2 separate regions of the Homo sapiens genome follow, and region 1 is linked to region 2. The links are chromatin contacts, found by Hi-C or POLR2A ChIA-PET in ENCODE. All regions are on one chromosome and are shown on one strand. The core of a region is the stretch at or near the end of the contact, and the rest is flanking DNA. Distances in the headings are between cores, read along the strand shown. Region 1 has its middle 83 kb from the start of INHBA. Region 2 has its middle 120 kb from the start of INHBA.

Evidence for each region. A loop is a pair of places that touch in the nucleus more often than their neighbours do. ChIA-PET counts read pairs that join two places held with the same protein, here RNA polymerase II (POLR2A).
Region 1: a map of ascending aorta shows a loop between it and region 2 (2.1-fold over the local background). The contact joins two enhancer-like sites. A Hi-C loop is called at or near these places in 1 of 168 maps with a recorded cell type or tissue (ascending aorta). POLR2A ChIA-PET finds 5 or more read pairs at or near these places in 2 of 52 experiments (GM12878 and activated naive CD4-positive, alpha-beta T cell).

What each region holds. Positions count from the first base shown.
Region 1 is chr7:41,784,100-41,787,958 of GRCh38, reverse strand. No RefSeq gene overlaps it. Among named protein-coding and RNA genes, the nearest start is that of INHBA, 83 kb to the right of the region's middle. Within about 2 kb of position 1,909, at least 3 of the 41 ENCODE cell types and tissues checked have a DNase peak (open chromatin) inside an H3K27ac peak, as active enhancers do.
Region 2 is chr7:41,821,080-41,824,396 of GRCh38, reverse strand. No RefSeq gene overlaps it. Among named protein-coding and RNA genes, the nearest start is that of INHBA, 120 kb to the right of the region's middle. Within about 2 kb of position 1,939, at least 2 of the 41 ENCODE cell types and tissues checked have a DNase peak (open chromatin) inside an H3K27ac peak, as active enhancers do.

The DNA.
Region 1 (3,859 bases), core at 660-3,159, 36 kb after region 2:
GGTATAGCCAGTCCTAATTGCAGCCAGCCCAGCAACTCAGAAACCAGTTTAGGGGCCAGAGCCCTGCCTCTGGCAAGACTTGGAGGCCTGAGCCCCTTAGCATAATAAATATTTCTTTTTAAGTACTGTAAGTATCATAACAACAAGGCCAAATAGGTCCCCACGGGTAGCCTGCTAGCTCTCCATCACAGAGCAATGGGGCCAGGAAAGTGTCTTACCATACATTGGAGGAGGTTTCCTTCCATGGACAAGTAAAGAAAAGTGCAGAAAGAAGACTGAGTGGAAGTGACTAGATATTTTGGCAGGATTGAGGAGTGGTTTTTGCTTTTTTGGTTTTTTTTTTTTTTTTGGCTGTTAATGGAATTAGAATTGTTTTTCACATTATTGTTATAAGCAAGGTCAGCCATCAAAAGACCGAATGCAGCAGTATAGAATTCAAAAGAATGATCAAGCACCTGCCACGTGCCCATCCCAAATACAGGAGCCGGCAATCAAAGTGGGCACCAAGGGGCAGTTCTTAATGTCACCTGGCTAGAGGCCTCCACCTGCTTTAAACTGTATTGAAATGCTTGGAAAGATTCACTTTTCCTTTTTTTAAAATAAGAGAATCGAGGTGGGAGTGTTTGGGGGGTGTGTGCGTGTGCCGGGGCATATGCCTGTGCTCATGAATACACCCTCGTCTTTGCCAGTAGTGTGTTTGTCATCAAACTTGAAAGAAGTGCAAGTTTTAGCTGGAGGGAAAGCTTTTTATAGCAGAGTTACAAATCATTTCAAGGAGTGCTTTCCAGTTAAGAGCTGACAGCTCCTGCATGAAGTGACCACGCCAGGCGTGCCATTCAAGGAAGCTTGGAGACCAGTTTCATTTGTCATCTAAAGTGGAAGTGATGTGATATGTTCTTGGGGAAGCCATGTGAGCAAGCAAGAGGTAGTGTTTCTGTAATTTTCACTGTCTTTGGATGAAACCAGAAGGAGGTGTTAGTATGATATAATATATAATATTGAGGCTGAAGTGATTAAGCAGTTGTATGTGGAGCTACTGTTTAGGGCATAGTGGAAATGAAAATGATGTTTATTGTTGCACAGAAGGTGTCTGGCCACCAAGTTTCTGTTCAGTCAATGATCTATGTGCTGTTAGGACCCCCAGCCATAAGTTGTTTCCTCTGTGTGGCATACTTTGTAACTTTTTCCTGTCATATAATGAGAACTCCTAGCCCAGAGAGAGAAATCAGACACAGATCTCTTAAGCCGGAGATGGAAATCTATGGTACAGCAGAGTTAAAGCTAAAATTGAGAAAGTATAATAGAGGTCAACGAAGACACTCCTGAAAGTCCATTGAGAAAGATTCCTGTTTAAGTAAGAGATTAAGTCATCTAGTCTCTGAAGAAAGAAGGGACCTTTCAGTACACCAGACCCAAGGGTCATGAATAATAGAGGACACACCATGTCTAGACTAGATAAGAACTCATCTTGAATCCCCACTTTTAGCACCAGTTCCTGAGTGCAAAGGAGCTGGAGGCTGATATCAGAAACCACTGTGTTTCCATTCAAGTTCATTGGCTGTAACTATGTAAGCCTTGACTGTATGGAAGTCAGAATCCTGAAAAAATAGTTGTTTCTTATTTTTTAAAAAACACTTAAAATAATTGTTAAAATAACAAAAATATAGCGGTTGCCAAAAACATGTTGTCTTTATTGTTGTATCAATAACTTTTTATGGAAAATTGAATATTCAAAGGAGCTTATTTGTAGGAAAAACAAGTCATAAACAGCATTGGTTATAGGCAGAGACAGTTCCAGCAAGAAGGATTTGAATGCTGTTCTCCATCCCTTACTATAATTTCTTGCTGAGGAAGCCTCTATTATATTCAGGGATAGCCCAGGCTTGTCCTTCCATGGGACTTTGCCGTCATATCCTGCTCTTCCTCGGCTTTCTCTAGGGTGAAGCACAGGCCAAGGTCAGTTGTTTGTTTTCAGTGTAGCTGAGAACCTTCATTCTAATTGGAACTGTGATTTTCTCTTGCTTCTTTTCAACTGCGGCAATGTTAACTGATGCTTTCCTTGCTTAATTTCACTTACGTGTTAAAAAGTTAAAAAAAAAATCACTGGGAATATATACGCATTTAGACAGTAAAAATCTCAGAAATTATTGCATTCATATTTTTGAAAAACATTACTTTCTTCCTTGCTTTATTCTGTTATGTATGTATTTTAACATGCAATATATATATATCTATTTAATTTGCACATAGCTTTAATGTATCCATATACATCTTGAATAATTAAGGAATGGGTATGATTCTCATGACAGAGTTTAGGGTCTATGTCCTAAGTTTTATCATATGCAAATACCTGAATCAGTAGACTTTCACTGATCATCCCAGCCAAAATCTTATTGTACAAAACAGGCAAAACCAAATAAGCAGCATCCTGTGTAGCCCTCTGCCTTAGTGAGGCTTATTTCTGTCTGGGAATGCAACATGCTATAATGGCTTCACCAGATGGGACACTTCACACTGTCAGCACCCCCTTCCACCCCAATATGCCACTGTGTAGGAGAGAAAGCCTTTCAGTGGATGAGGATAAAATGAGGACAGTGTCCTTTTTGAATTAAAAATATAGCACTCATGAAAACCACAGGAAGAAAGTTTAGTTCAATAATTTGAAAGTGAGGGTGAATTTAGGTGCCTCATTAATTACCAGAAGCAGAATCTGGGACACCCTGGTTATTTCCTTTCCTCATCCTAAAGCAAAGTGGCTTATACTCTCACCACACTGCTCTCTTTCTACCACCTGCTCTGTTAATTTCACTGACTTACACTTTTGGAAAATTAAAATCCAAATCAAAGCTCTTGTTATTAAAGTCTCACGATTCGCCATGCAAGCCTGTCATGGCAATGCCCACGAATGGCCCACACAGCGCCAAAGCCGTTCATTTCCTTCCCATGTTCCCCTTTCTCTGACAAAGAATGCTAACTCTGTAAATAAATGAAGGCAGGCAGCATTTAGGCCCAGGACTGCTGTCCTTTTTTAACATTTAGCGACATGGAATTTAAAATACTTGTTGATGGCAAAGATTGAGACAGAGCCACCTTTTCCCTACCGCACAGTCCCTTTCCACCACCCAATGTCGCTGCCTCAATAATTGTATTTTTTTTCTTTTTGTTAAATCTGTTTTTAACCTCCATCCCCTTACTGTATTCTTTTTTGTCTGTGCTTTTCGTGGTATTTAAATACAATCACTGCTGAGTTCATCTTCCCCTAAAGCAATCCTTCTTTTTAGCTATTGGCCAAAATGAGGGCTGGGACTACCTGGGGGTACTGCTCAGATGTTCAACACATGTAGGGGCTGCAAAAAGCATTTCCTCAATGCATTTCCTTTATGTTAATGCACTTCAAACTCTAATAATAACATTTCATTTAGGGGAAAAGTAAATTGTTCTCTGTCAATGAGGCAGATCATTACTTTTCCATTTGCTGTCGTGGATATGTGTGCTGTCTCTTCATAACTTACATGCTACGAACACACCAATCAATGAGAGGCGACGTGAGTTATTTTTCTAATAAACAGCACACAATATTGTGCTGATCCAGGGACGGTACGTCACCCAAACCCCCAATGACCAATAACACAAATTTGTAAAGTTCCCTGCTGCTTTAGAAATATGGTTTATAATCTCTCTTTTCCTCTGTGAAACCAAATTATTTATTTCAGTTGAACTCCTAGGCATTTCATGTTTAGACTCTTTGTGAAGAAGCAGCAAAACATTGTGGTTAAGAATTTGGGTTTGGAGTCGGAAAGGTCTAGATGAGCATCCAGGCTCTGTTGTGACCAGCCAAGTGGCCTTCTGTACCCTATAT
Region 2 (3,317 bases), core at 690-3,189:
TACTTAAGTCAATATCTACATGTAATGTTCATAGAAAAAAAAATTCAACTCTAGGTGGTCATGCATCTGATTCATAATTAAGTAAATGGTAATTTCATGACTTTCTAGAGAAATATTTTAAAGTAAAAATAAATAGAAGTCAAAATGAAAAGTACCACAATGGTCTTGTTTTCTAGGGTATCACGTAATGTTTTTTCTTAAATATTTCAAACTGCTTTGTGCTTAAATAATACCTTATAGTCTTTGATTCTATTTCAGAAATTCAACTTACTCCTACTTTCTACACCAGCCTAGATGTGTAAATTAATTCATTGTTTTCATTCCCCATTCATCATTTATTCATTCAAAAAAATTTGTTGATTTTCTACTATTTATCAGGCAGTGGAAATACAGTAATAAATCATTCTGACTTAAGAATTACATAAATAAAACAATATTCAGTTGCAAGAAGTGCCAGTGAGGAAGTAAACAGTTATGTGAGAGGGTAAGTGGGTAAGAAGTGGTGGTGACTGGAGTAAGGAAGGCCCATGTCACAGTGTCCTAGGGTGGCACAGGTTGCCACAGTTAAAGCACGAGAAGGAGTCAGCCATGCAGAGAGCTGAGGGGAAAGCATCCTAGAAGGAGAGAACCATGGCAGAAAGGCTCTGAAAAGGCAGAGCTGGAAATATTCTGGGAACAGAATGGAGCCAGTATGGCTGGAGTCTCATGAGTGAGATGAGATTGGTAAGATGCTTAGATTCTCTTCCAAGTGAAAACCTTACAGAGTTTAGGTAGGAGCATGATATGATCTGATTTAAATCTGAATCATCGCAACATTTAAAGACAGCAGCCACTGGCTTTTTCCACACCACTGAAATCATTGGTCTTCTACTTCCTACAATTTTCTCTTTTGTGTCAGATATTTACAAATGTCTGATTCCTTGTATTTGCTCCTAAGTTTCTAGTTCTTGGAGTCTGCTCTCCTCCAGCCTGTCATTTGCAACACACACAGAAAGCTTCCTGATCATATTTTAGTTTCATCCTTTCTGACTCAAGGTGCTCTTGCCGTTGGGTTGATGGTATACTGCCTGGAAGAAGCTATTACCCTGTTATTTTACCATGATATCACCTCTGCAATTGGCTTCACCAATGTATCTTTGCTACCCTCCCTCAGTTTCCATAAGCAAGATGAAGAACATACACTCCTTCCCCTTGTATTCAAGTGTATGGGGTGTGGGGACAGGTAGGGCTGGCTGGTGTGAGGACAGGTAGTTACTAGAGGCAACTTTTCCCAGAACAGAGGAGACGTCCAGCCCAAAAGCACTCATGTGCATTCTTGCAATTCTAAGACTGCTGGTGAGGATACTCTCAATATAAGCCTTTGGTTTCTGAAATAAAAAAGCTGTGTCTGAGAAGCAGCTTATGTGTTTGTGGTCCTGGAATAGACTGGGGGAGGGATTTTCAGGTGGTGCCTATAGATATACGTACAGTTGTGACATGGGGTGAAGGCTTTCATTGATGGTGATGTCATGGGTTCCCTCTGGGAGGATGGAAGCCCCAGGGAAATATATTGGTAGTATGGGATTGAAGTCCTGGGAGCCCATTGCTTTTTGTGGGAAAGCAATCCTATGGCTCACCATTGCTCTCATCAGAGGGACTTTGTCCCCAGTGCCCACATGCAACATGGATTGAGGCCAGGGAAGTTTGGGTTTGACTAGACTAGGACTGCCCTGCTCTGCAGTCTTTTCCAGCCTTCTAAGGGAGGGCATCAGTGGCTCACTCTAGACTTGGAAAAACAGAATGAAAAGGGAATATTTTGATTAGAGTTGACTTAGGAAATATTATTATAGGGAATTCATGGAAAAACATTGCTTTCCAATTTCAGAACTACTCGAAATATCTGGTAGGCTAAATATAGAACACTATTCACAGCCTTGCAGGTCCTGAGGTCTGGCTAAATGTGAGCTCTGGGGTGGTGCCTTCCTCCCTCTCCTCCTCCCTCTCTCTCTCTCTTCCCCCTTTAGCTCTCTCTATGTCTCTCACTGTTTCTCATTTTCTTTATCTCTCTTTCCTTGCTAGCCCTGGATGCTTAACCATGAATGATTATCAACCAAGAACCTTAATTGTGGTCCCAGTACAAACTGTTACTTAGTTTGAAAATAAGTAATATTAATGAAATTTCCCTCTGAAAAATAACAGCTGAAACGAGAGAGGGAACGTTTCACAAACTAATAGAGCTCACAAATGCATCTTTCAGAATATGTTTTATAAAGTTTATGATAATCTAAGAAACAGTGTAATCACCCTGTAACTCCAGGAGTGAGTTACAGAGGAGGTAATTCAAAGGATTTTTCATGCTGGGCTGAAAGACCTTGCTCTTTGTGACCCCTAAAGGAGATCTATGACAATGGAAGAGACAGAATTGAGATTAGTGTAAAGGAAAACTTCTCAGCTGGAAGGGGTGTGAGGCCTGAAATTCCCTTCTAAGTAGAATCATCAAAGTATATTTTTTGGTGATTTAACTTTCCCTTCCTTTCCTTCCTTCCTTCCTTCCTTCCTTCCTTCCTTCCTTCCTTCCTTCCTTCCTTTCCTTCCTTCCTGCCTGCCTGCCTTCCTGCCTTCCTGCCTTCCTGCCTTCCTTCTTTCTCCTTCCTTCCATCCTTTCTCCCCCTTTTCCTGAGGGAATTGAAAACAATAAAAATTCGAAGAAAAAAATGTGGACACCTATAATCATGCAACCATTCTCTTTCCTCTTCCTTCTCTCATTTTCTATGAATGTACAGGCAAATACCATCATCTGCAGTGGTTATGTTCTATAAAGTCACTGCAAACACTGAATTAGCAAATATTGAGCCATTGCTCCTGGGAGAAATACAGAGTTAGGGATTGTGAACCTCAGGTCACAACATTTTCACCAACAGATCAATCCATAACTTTATTTTAAGTATATTTCTGTTTAATGGCATCTCATCTAACATATACTGTTGATGCATTAGCATTGAACTCATGACCTATAGCACTGTGACTCATTCCCAAATGAAGCTTATTTAACACCTGTATTTTCTCCAGAAGGTACTTCACAGCTTTGTTGTGTTTAGGATCACCAAACAGCACTTTAGTCCTATGCTTGGGGGACATTTTAAACAGTGAAATCATGAGGAAAAAGCACAAAAATGCAAAAAATGTGTCATGAAATTGATAGCCAAAAGGACACGTGTTTAAAATATAAGAACTGAAATAAGAAGGTAAAGCATTGCCTTGTCCAATCTCAGAAATCATGCCCATCCGGCTATTTGAATTTTTGCCACTCTGTCCACATCTGTAAATGACCATGAATG